Linked DNA regions of Homo sapiens: region 1 is linked to region 2. The links are chromatin contacts, found by Hi-C or POLR2A ChIA-PET in ENCODE. All regions are on one chromosome and are shown on one strand. Each heading gives the region's core, a stretch centred on a gene start or an enhancer-like site at or near the end of the contact. The rest is flanking DNA. Distances are from core to core; before and after follow the strand shown.

The links. Hi-C counts contacts between places; a loop is a spot of excess contacts on that map. ChIA-PET counts read pairs that join two places held with the same protein, here RNA polymerase II (POLR2A). Pooled maps may share reads with other maps.
Region 1: a loop to region 2 is called in a map of endothelial cell of hepatic sinusoid, with 2.7 times the contacts of the local background. The contact joins the promoter of MIR600HG here to the enhancer-like site in region 2. A Hi-C loop is called at or near these places in 2 of 168 maps with a recorded cell type or tissue (endothelial cell of hepatic sinusoid and psoas muscle) and 3 of 50 pooled maps. POLR2A ChIA-PET finds 5 or more read pairs at or near these places in 2 of 52 experiments (B cell and HEK293).

Annotation. Positions count from the first base shown.
Region 1 is chr9:123,114,192-123,119,335 of GRCh38, reverse strand. MIR600HG (MIR600 host gene) reads left to right here and starts at 3,859. Exons shown (of 1, transcript NR_026677.1): 1 at 3,859-5,144. It also overlaps a transcript of STRBP not described here.
Region 2 is chr9:123,059,682-123,064,766 of GRCh38, reverse strand. The region is part of intron 13 of RABGAP1 (RAB GTPase activating protein 1); the gene reads right to left. It also overlaps the pseudogene LOC100422501. Among named protein-coding and RNA genes, the nearest start is that of GPR21, 29 kb to the right of the region's middle. Within about 2 kb of position 1,877, at least 2 of the 41 ENCODE cell types and tissues checked have a DNase peak (open chromatin) inside an H3K27ac peak, as active enhancers do.

The DNA.
Region 1 (5,144 bases), core at 2,610-5,109, 53 kb before region 2:
CTACCTGCTGAGTCCAAGTGTCCAACCAGTGCATTAATAATTTTTTAAAAAGGTGTTTGGTTACAACTGCCTCCGGAATCTAACCTTCAGGGCTTACCAGTGTTTAGTAGGTAGAAAGCAAGTTCCTTTAAAGCACAGAAAGGAAAGGAGGAAACTGATTGGTGTGCTTAAAAGGCTGTTGACTAGGATGCTTCAGTGAAAAGCACTCCTATAGCTTGTCTCTTCTAGTTTGCTTTGATACTTTTGGGGGGAAAAATCTGCACTCAACACCATATGAGGCCTCCCTTCTGCCTATTAGTCTTAGAGAAAACATATCTGCCCATCTATTCGTCTTTCTTTTTGTCTATCCATTTACTGTCTGGACACAGTTGGAAAGTTGCTTTTTTTCGATAAGAGGAAAATGGGTACATGATGAAATTGATGCTTTTGGATTAAATAGAGGGTGCACGTCTTATCTTCCATTCCTTTGTGTGTCTACAAAGACTTCAGGAGCCTCTGCAGAAAGGTGGTCAGATGCATCCTTGGCTGTTGGTAAGAGGTGAGCTAAGTGGGGAACATAGATTGGAGCCCTCAGATGCTCCAAGTTTATAAAAACTGCGTTACGTAGACAAGGACTGAGTGTTACCTTTAAGGAGGCAAATAAGATTTGGCTTGTAGTCAGGAGGTTTTTCTTAAATCTAAGAAATACTTGTTTAGCTAATGTCCTGCAAAAGTTAGTACATTCCCCCCAGGGGAGGCTGTTTGGTGGAGTCTTTGCCTTGTTCAGCCAGCATTGAGGGAGGACTTTTTTGCCTTGACTGATCAGTTGTCAACATTCTAATTACTTACTCCTTCTGAGGAGGGTCTTGGTCTCTCTTGGCAGAACTTTGCCATTTCTGCAGATGAACTGTGCCACCCTGCTGGTGGGCAGAGTGAAGATAGCCACTGTTTGCCCAGGCAGTTTCAGCACTGGACAAAAGGTGTCTGCATGCAGGTGTCTGCTAAATGCCCCAAGTAATGAGGTGAACAGCAGCCCTCAGTTTAGGTCATTTGGAGCAGCAGTGGACTGAAGGAGTAGGAAGGGAAGGGGAAGGAGAGATGCCAACATTTGTATCTTGTGTGCCAGGCACTTGGACATTCTTCTGAATTCTCCAGCTACCTTTCTGGCAATAGTAGTATCCTTAGTTTACAAAAGAAACTGATGCTCCAGGTTAAGTGCTAGAACCATTAATGGAACCTAGTTCTGTTCTAAAGCCTTTTTCTATTCCATCCTGCTATGGATTAAAAGGCTGCGGCCGACAGGATGGGCTCTGCTGGTAGCTAGGCCCTCTGACTTGAGGTGACTCCAGATCAGATAACCTGGCCTAAAATAGGGCTCTTTTCATTTAAATTGGTTGTGAAGAACGATTTAACATACTGGAAGGACAGACTGAAGGGCTGCATTGCATCTGTATCCACAGAGGAAGCATTTTTATCTAAAGCTTGTTTTTCTTTGAATTTCAGTGAAATCTGAGGTATGTGTTTTCACTTAGCTTATATTTTCCGAGTGCATGTTCTCTGCCTGGCCTGAGATAGGTCATGAGGATGTCTTCAACAATTTAAGCCAGACTCTGAAGGCAGGCTGGTGAGGCTTTGGCTCATTGGGTACAAGGAAGAGGAGCACAGAGGGGCAGCAGCCCAGGTCTGAGGTGTAAGTGCAAGGGGGTGTCCCTGGACGAGTACTCAGTAGAGATGGGTGGTGGCAGATTGCAGAGGTCAGTGGTCATTGCCAGGAGTTTCCCTTGGAGTAGGCCTCAGGGCAGACTGCCAGCCTGGAGTTTGCTGTCTTCCCTCCAAGTTGGACCCGTGTATGGTAAGCCCTGCTTGGATGGCTTTGGGGTCTCTAAATTGCTGCCTGTGAACCACCCTGTTGAGCGTGTTGGATTCTTCTGCTGCTGTAACCACTTTACCAGCTCCTGGGCTAATGAATGACAGCTGGGTCTCTGCTCAGGCGTGGGTGGGTGCGGGGATGGCTGCGGGATCCTTTTCAGGACAAAGTATTCCTCATCCACCCCAAGTCATCCTCTTTCTGGGCACTTGGCAATGTTTCTGTGCACCCTGCTGTAATCCTGGAGGGGAGCAGGAAAAAGGAACCTTTGAATCCCAGGCTGTCGTGTTCTAGAGCATGACTGTGTCAGGGAGAATGAGCGCCTGGCATTCATAGAACACAGTCCTCTCTCAGGCCCTTTCCCGTTTGCCATTTCATGACTTGCTGTACTGGTGGCCCTTGGAGAAGCAGCAGTGCATAGATCGTTGTTCCCACCTTGCAGACAGGGAGAGTAGAGCCCAGAGATCTCTCCAAACCACACTGCTTATTTGTGGCAAAGCATTGTGGCCCCTAATGAGTTTTTAACCACCAGAAGAAATAACATTTCTTAAGACTGTTTTTAGAGGTAACAGCAGCCCTTTCTGAGGAATTAGTTTTGAATTTCACCACAACTGGAATTAGAAATTTTCTCCTTTTACAGATGAGGAAATAGATGCTTAGATAAGGTGACTTGCCCCAAATTATAGTGCGGTGAGTGGCGGCGCTCACCCCGTCTGAGGCTATGCTGTGTGCAGGTGGTTTGCGTCGCTAGTAGGCACCAATGTCCGTTCTGTCTTCCAAGCCCACTTGGCAGCAGTGGCTTCTCTCTCTGTGATGTGTTCGGCTCACCTTTCCTGTAGGCTTCTGGGCTATCCCCTGTGCGCCTTGAAACCAAGCAAAAACCAACCCACATCTCCCTGATCCTTCCTTAGCCTCCTAAAATCCAGACTTTCTGGGCTCGTTCTTTTTCTGTTCCTTTGTTAGTGTGCTACTGGGCAAGGTGACCAACTGGTCAGCCCTGGGCCAGGCAGCCTGTTTTTTTGTTTTGTTTTCTTTTTTGCCAGCTACACAGTTGGGGTTAATTTCTACAGACCATCATTTTATACTGTAACTGAACCCTATAATAAAGTGCAAATTCAGTAATTGCTACTTGGAGAGCTCCTCAGGGGTGGGAAGGAGGACAGGGGATGTGCTGTTGGAAGTATGTGTTTTATGTTCCGCCTCATCCACACTTTGGTTTTTGGCCACATCCTCCGTTCCTGGCTCGGCCTTCAAACATGTGCTCTAACCCATGGGATCACCGTCACAGTAACACATTTTCCAGAGCAATCTGGTGTTGGGATCCCCTTGGATTCTTCCATCATGAGACTTCTCGGAAGTCTCAGCTTTCTAAAAATCCCTCATTCCTGCAGAGGCTACGTTAAAGGAATATGGTAGCCATCATCTGGGAGGTAAAAAACCTATGGAAATTGGCACCTGGGGAACTCAGGAAAGCTGAAAGCACCTTGAAATGAGATGGAAGGACCAGAAGGTTAAGGCTGGTGAAGAGGAGACCTGGAGAGAACGTGGGCACTCCTGCCAGGTATTTTTAAGGGATTATATTTATTTGTTGTATGTGGTTCCAAAGGGTGAAAGACAATTATGGGAAGCCAGTGGGGCAATTTGAGCTAAAATACACCTCCCGCGATGACAGACGCAGCCTTGAGAGAGCAGCTGAGGTGCGACATGAGCTCCCTGTAACCAGCATGTTCAAGCAAGAAGCCGGTTGTGTGGACGGCAAAGAGGAAATGCTGTGGAATGTCAGTTTGGACGAACTCTGATGTTGACTGGTGATGCTGCCAAGACCATGTCTCCCTTCTTGGGCACGTAGATTTATTGAGAAAAACCATTCACTGTCACCTACTGCTTCTTACCAGGCTCTGTGATGGGGGAGAAGGAGCAGTTGGAGAAAATGTCAGAATCTGCAGCTTAGACAACTGAGTAGAAGGTGAAATCATTGACCCAGATGGAGAGTACAGGGAGGGGAAGAAAGAGGTGCAGAGGATTTGAACAGAATGAGAGTCCTCCTCTGTGCAGGGAGAAAGGCTTCAGTGGGTCTCCCCCTCCCTGCTAGGGATCCTCCTTGCCAGCCCTGGGCTGGGCGCTGGCAGGCCCGTTCCCAGGTCTCCCGCCGAGGGCAGGAGAGGAGCCAGGCCTCAGGAGAGAAGTGCTTACTGAGTAATTTACCAAGAGCGATAGGCTTCCCACTGAGCCAGACGGGATCCCCAGGAGGGGAGTCAGAGGCGGGCCTGGCATGCATGCACAGAGAGAGTGTGCCCACTTGGGGAGTGTGAAGGGCCTTGCTGTGGGACCCGAGAGGATGAGCAGAGTCAAGTGGCAGGTGGGACACACAGTCTGCAGTCACTTCTTAAAAGGCCCTGGGTGGTGTGTCCTTCAATGATGACCATTGTCCACAATAGTGAGTTCCAGAGGGTCGATTGGGACAGTTGGATAGCCAAGGACCAGAGTCAGGAGGCAAGGCTGATGAGCAAGAGGCTGTTGCCATTGGCCAGGCGAGGCGTGAGGGAGGCTGATGGAGCGCAGCAGCAGAGGGATGGAGAGGCAGGAATGGCATCTCCTCACAGGCCAGGCTCCTCTGCCGGATTGGGTAGGGACGGGAAGATGATGGCCCCCAACCCTGGGCCAAGGAACAATAGCACCCATCCGGGGGCGGGGGACCTGCTGGAGTACTTCTCCTGGACCACTGCTCAGTGGGCAATAGAGGGAACAATGGTGTTTCTGACCAGGACGGGGGAAGGCAGGGGAATGGAGGAAGATACTGACAGGGTACAGAGGAGGTAGAATGGAGCGAGGGCCATCTCCACCGGGCTAGGAAATGGGGCTTTGGTGGGCCACACTCCATTGTGCTGGAGCACTCTGGCATCTCCATTGGCAGTGGGGAGGGGCTTGTGACCTATCAGCATCTTCACCCTTTCTGAGTTTCCGCCGGGCTGGGCTCTCCAGCCAGGAGTCACAGGTACCGGGTGGTTGTTCATGCTGAGGCCTTTTGCTTGGCAAAAAGTTAATCCATTTGTGTTCATTTTTAACCTAAGCAAGGGTTGGAGCTTGTTGGATTCAGCATCTGTGGAACACAGTCTGTAGCCCATGGGAAGACGTGGACATTCTTTCCCAAGTTCTTGAAGGACGGAAAGGACCATGAACTTGTGAGGTGACCGGAGGATTGGTTTTGGGTGTCAGTTTTGTGTCTGTCCCAGTGCTGCCACTTTTGCTTTGAAATGGACGGGGAGAGCTGAAGGCCAGCATGGGTTTCTGCACCTGT
Region 2 (5,085 bases), core at 628-3,127:
AAACTGTTTCCTCTTCTATAATGAGTTAACTAAAACGGAACAAATGTCAATAATGTCAACAAACCTTTGTAAAATACACCAAGCACCCAGTTATTTCTAATATTCTCCCCTTGTTAAATTTCATTTGCTGACACAGTAAAGAACTGGAACACAGAAATATGACCTTCTACTTTAACAATGCAGTGTCTTCATAGCTAAGACAATAGAGTTGATTCCCCTTGGTAAGAATACATCATAATCAGTATACTACCAAAGAACATGATACCTCTGTTTTAAGATGAAAAATGCAAGTGATGTTCTTCTCTTGTCCAATAATTTCTCTAGCCTTTTGGGTAATCATGTTCCGAAGGCCATGAATATTTTATAGTTGTGGGATCTGAACTAACTTTAAAGCCTATGCTCCTTCTTAAACAGTAAACTATTTATACCTTCAAGGATGTCGCCAAATTGCTTTTCAAAGAGCTTTAGTGGCATATGTTACTTCTAGTTATTAACATAGTCTTAACAGTTAATGGCAGCTCAGGACTGTGGTGCTCTTCAACAAAAGGAAAAAATCCAAGGGAGATCTATGACTACAGCAGCTAATTACATGGTGGCAGCTTCCAGACTGAATTAGAGCTCCGCGTTGGAGGTATCTTCAAAAGTTGAGAAAGTGGGAGAGAGAGGGAGAGCAAGCGAGAGTGAGAAAATGAGAGAGCGAGCGAAGTGAGCGAGAGTGAGAGTGAGAGCGAGTGAGAGAGCACGCACACAAATTTTGGGGCGGGCAAGGTAGCTAGAATTGTAGGGTAGAGTGCTAGTGAGGAATATGCTGAACAGAGAGCTGAAGAGTTAGAAGAGGGGTCGCTATGAGATATGAATTATAAATAAACGACAAGCTGGACACTTCATCAAAATTTAAAAATCTTACTATTCAAAAAACTGTTTAAAATATGAAAAGGTAAGTCACAGGCCAGGACACAATGCCTACAAAACATATCTGATAATAAAGTTGGAGTTGTATCCAGAATATATAACTCTCCAAATTAATGAGAAAGACAATTAATTTTTTAAAGTGGGAATGTGTAAATGATTGAGGTGTTTCATTAAGGAAGATATAACACATGGCAAATAAGCACTTGAAAAGATGTCAACATTACTAGCCCTCAGGGCAGTGCAAATTAAAACCACAATGAGATTCCACTACATATCTACAAAATGCTAAAATTAAGAAGTGTTGGCAAAGGATAAGAAACAACTGGAACTCCTATACAATGCAAAATGGTACAAACACTTTGTAAACAGTTTGGTGGTTTCTTACAATAGTAAACACATAATTACCATACAACCCAGTGATTCCATTCCTAGGTATTTACCAAAGAGAACTGAACATATAAATGCATGAAAAGACTTAAACTCAAATGTTTACAGAAGCTTTATTCCTAACAGCCAAAACTGGAAACAATCCAGAGAGAATCAGATGAATTTAGGAATTCTATAAAACAACAACAGAAGCTCTAAAAAATGCTAAGAATGATAAACTGTGGTTTAAGACAACTACGAAGGTTAGGAAATTAAATTGAGAATGGAGAGGAATATGGAAACGTTCAAAATATTTTACACCAGTTACATCAATCATATCACACTGATTACGGAGATGACAACCTGAAAAAGGATACAGTTATTAGAGATATGAGATTTGGGCTGGGCATGGTAGCTTATGCCTGTAATCCCAGCACTTTCAGAGGCTGAGACAGGTGGGTCACTTGAGGCCAGGAGTTTGAGACCAGCCTGGCAACATGGTGAAACCCTGTCTCTGACTACAAATACAAAAATTAGCCAGGCATGGTGGCAGGTGCCTGTAATCCCAGCTACTTGGAAGGCTGAGGCATGAGAATCGCTTGAGCCAGTGAAGCAGAGGCTATAGTGAGCCAACATCGTGGCACTGCACTCCAGCCTGGGCGACACAGCGAGACCTGTCTCAATTAAAAAAAAGAGAGAGAGAGGAGACGAGATTTAGAAATTCAACTGTACACAGGACGTAAAAAATAACAAAAAACTGAAAGTACTCTCTATAACTGGGCCAGTTCTTGTCAATTTGCCATCCCATATCCATTAATCATGGAATTATCAGAGAATGAAGGGGCAAAATGCCCTTAAAAGAAGGTCATTTTGAAAATTCACACTCAATTTTTGATGCCTTCAAGAATGATAATAAATTGAGGAGTTCCATGTGAATCATTTGCTTAAAATATTTGGCCTTAAGGAAATATGCTGAAGAACTTGGAATAAATTCATTTGACTTGCTGGAGGCCACATCATGCAAAAGTGATGCAGAAATTCTAATAATGATGAGTTTAGTAAGTTCCTATCAGAATGACATTAAATTTGAAAAGGTTCTGAAAATAAAACACAGCAACATTATGGATGATCCCCTAAGAGAAAAAAAGCAAAGAGCTTTTCAAAATAGTCAAAGCAAGTGCTTACAAAATTAAGCTTTATACAACAATATATATTCCTTTTCTTTCTTGTTTCGCTCTTGTCGCCCAGGCTGGAGTACAATGGAGCAATCTTGGCTCACCGCAACCTCCGCCTCCCTGATTCAAGCGATTCTCCTGCCTCAGCCTCCCAAGTAGCTGGGATTACAGGCATGTGCCACCACGCCTGGCTAATTTTTGTATTTTTAGTAGAGACGGGTTTTCTCCACGTTGGTCAGGCTGGTTTTCAACTGACCTCAGGTGATGCGCACGCCTTGACCTCCCAAAGTGTTGGGATTACAGCTGTAAGCTACCACACCCGGCCATATTCCTTTTATTTCTAAGGAGTTAAACATAAATGTAACTGATGTAGAGAGCCTGCCAATGCAACACATGTAACACTATTCGTGGCCAAACTGATCAAGTCAACCAAATACATCCTCTTAAGGAGGCTGTAGTTAGTATAATGGCTTAACAGACAAGTTTTTATAAATGTACTTACGGCAACAGTGCACAGATGGTGACTTTAAAAGAACACGGAATGAATGGCAAAAGTATTGTCAGTTGTTACGTTCTGAAAATTACTGCTGTTATAAGAGAGGTGGGTTGTTTTGTTTTGTTTTGTTTTGTTTGATCAACTGGTTTTGTGTTTTGGCTAATTCATTTATCCCAAGAAAAACACCCTTAATTTCCAGAAGAAAACAAAAATGCAATAGGATTATGCACTATTGCCATCTTGCAAACTTCTTCTATAAAGGGTCAGGTAAAAATTTTTGGCTTTGCAAGCCATTCAGTGCTGCAGTTATTCAACTCTTCCCTTGTAGAGCAGCCATAGACAATATGTAAATAAACAAGCACTGCTGTGTCCTAACAAAACTTTATTTATAAAAGCAAGCGCATGCCAGGCGCAGTAGCTCATGCCTGTAATCCTAGCACTTTGGGAGGCCGAGGCGAGTAAACCACTTGAGCCCAGGAGATTGAGACCAGCCTGGGCAACATGGCAAAATCTCATCTCTACAAAAATACAAAAATTAGCCGGGCGTGCTGGCATACACCTGTCTTAGCTATTCGGGAGGCTGAAGCAAGAGGATCCCTTGAGCCCAGGAGGTAGAGGTTGCAGTGAGCCAAGACTGTGCCACTGTGCTCCAGCCTGGGCAGTAAGAGAGAGAGCCTGTCTTATACAACAATAACAACAACAACAAAAATGAATAAACAAAAGTGAGAGGCAAACTGAACCTGGCCCTGAGGTGGTAGTTTGTTAACCCTTGTTATAAGTATACTACAACACAGTAATTTGTTATGGTCAGCATGACCAGAGAGAAGATTTTTGTTATGATTTTAAATATACTAACATGTTATTAATTTTATACATGCTTTGCCCTCAGAAACTTTGTCACAACCTGCTACAACTTGAAATGTATATCTCTTTGAACACTTTTGTACTTTTTTCACATAATAACAAATGTTAAAAATGTTTGCTGCATTTTGCAAAAGTCTGTATATTCCTGTCTATGCAGTGTAGTACACGTTTCAATAAAACCCTGTAATTGTAGTGGTATATAGTCCCTGACATTTCAAGCAGCAAAATAAACAGTATATACAGCTCACAAATTATAAACACAAACTGACACACATGAGACTGGCTAAAATAAAAATACCAAATGTTGGTGAGAATATGAAATTACTGGAACTCTCAATGGTTGCTAATGGGTGTGTAAATGATATAACCACTTTGGTAAAGAACATGGCAGTTTCCCAGAAAGTTAAATATATACCTAACTACCATGACCCAGCAATTCCATTCCTAATACCCTCATGTGTAATAGCCCAACTAGAAACCTCAAATGTCCATCTACAGAAAAAGTGATAAATTATGGTATATCCATCTAATGGAATACTACCCAGCAATACAAATGAACCTCTAATACATGAAACAACACAAATAAATCTCAAAAACATTATGTTGAGCAAAAGCCCATGGTGACAGAAACCGAAATGGTTACCTGGGGGTGGGAGGGAAATCAACTGAAAAGGGGCATAAGGGAACTTTCTGAGATGACAGAAATGTTTATATTTTCTTTGGTGTTTACACAAATATAAGAAATTGTCAAAACTCATCAAAATGAACACATAAGGTGTATGTTTATTGTATGTAAATTATACTACACTCACAAAAACTGTAATCTCACATTCCCCACCTCCCTCCACCAACATTTCTCAACAGTTCTCTATTCTTGTGAATGGCAGCAGGTTTTACCACCTTGTTTCTGATTCTAGCTACCATGAATCATCACTGATCTGGAGATCTTTCTGCAGAGTCTGGATTCTGTCTCTTCCTTTCCACTTCTAGTGCATCACCCAAAGGCAGACCCATGCTTCATCTTACCAAGACTAATATAACAGCCTAAATGATTGTCTTAGTCGCTTTGGGCTACTCTAACAAAATATTACAAACTGGGTGGCTTATAAACAACAGGAATTGTTTTTACAGTCTGGGAGGCTGGAAATTCCAAGATCAAGATGCTGGAAAATTCAGTGTTTGGTGAAGGGTCGCTTTGCAGCTCATAGGTGGCATGTGCTTGCTGTGTTCTCATATGGGGCAGGGCAGCTCTCTAGGTCTCTTCTTTATAAG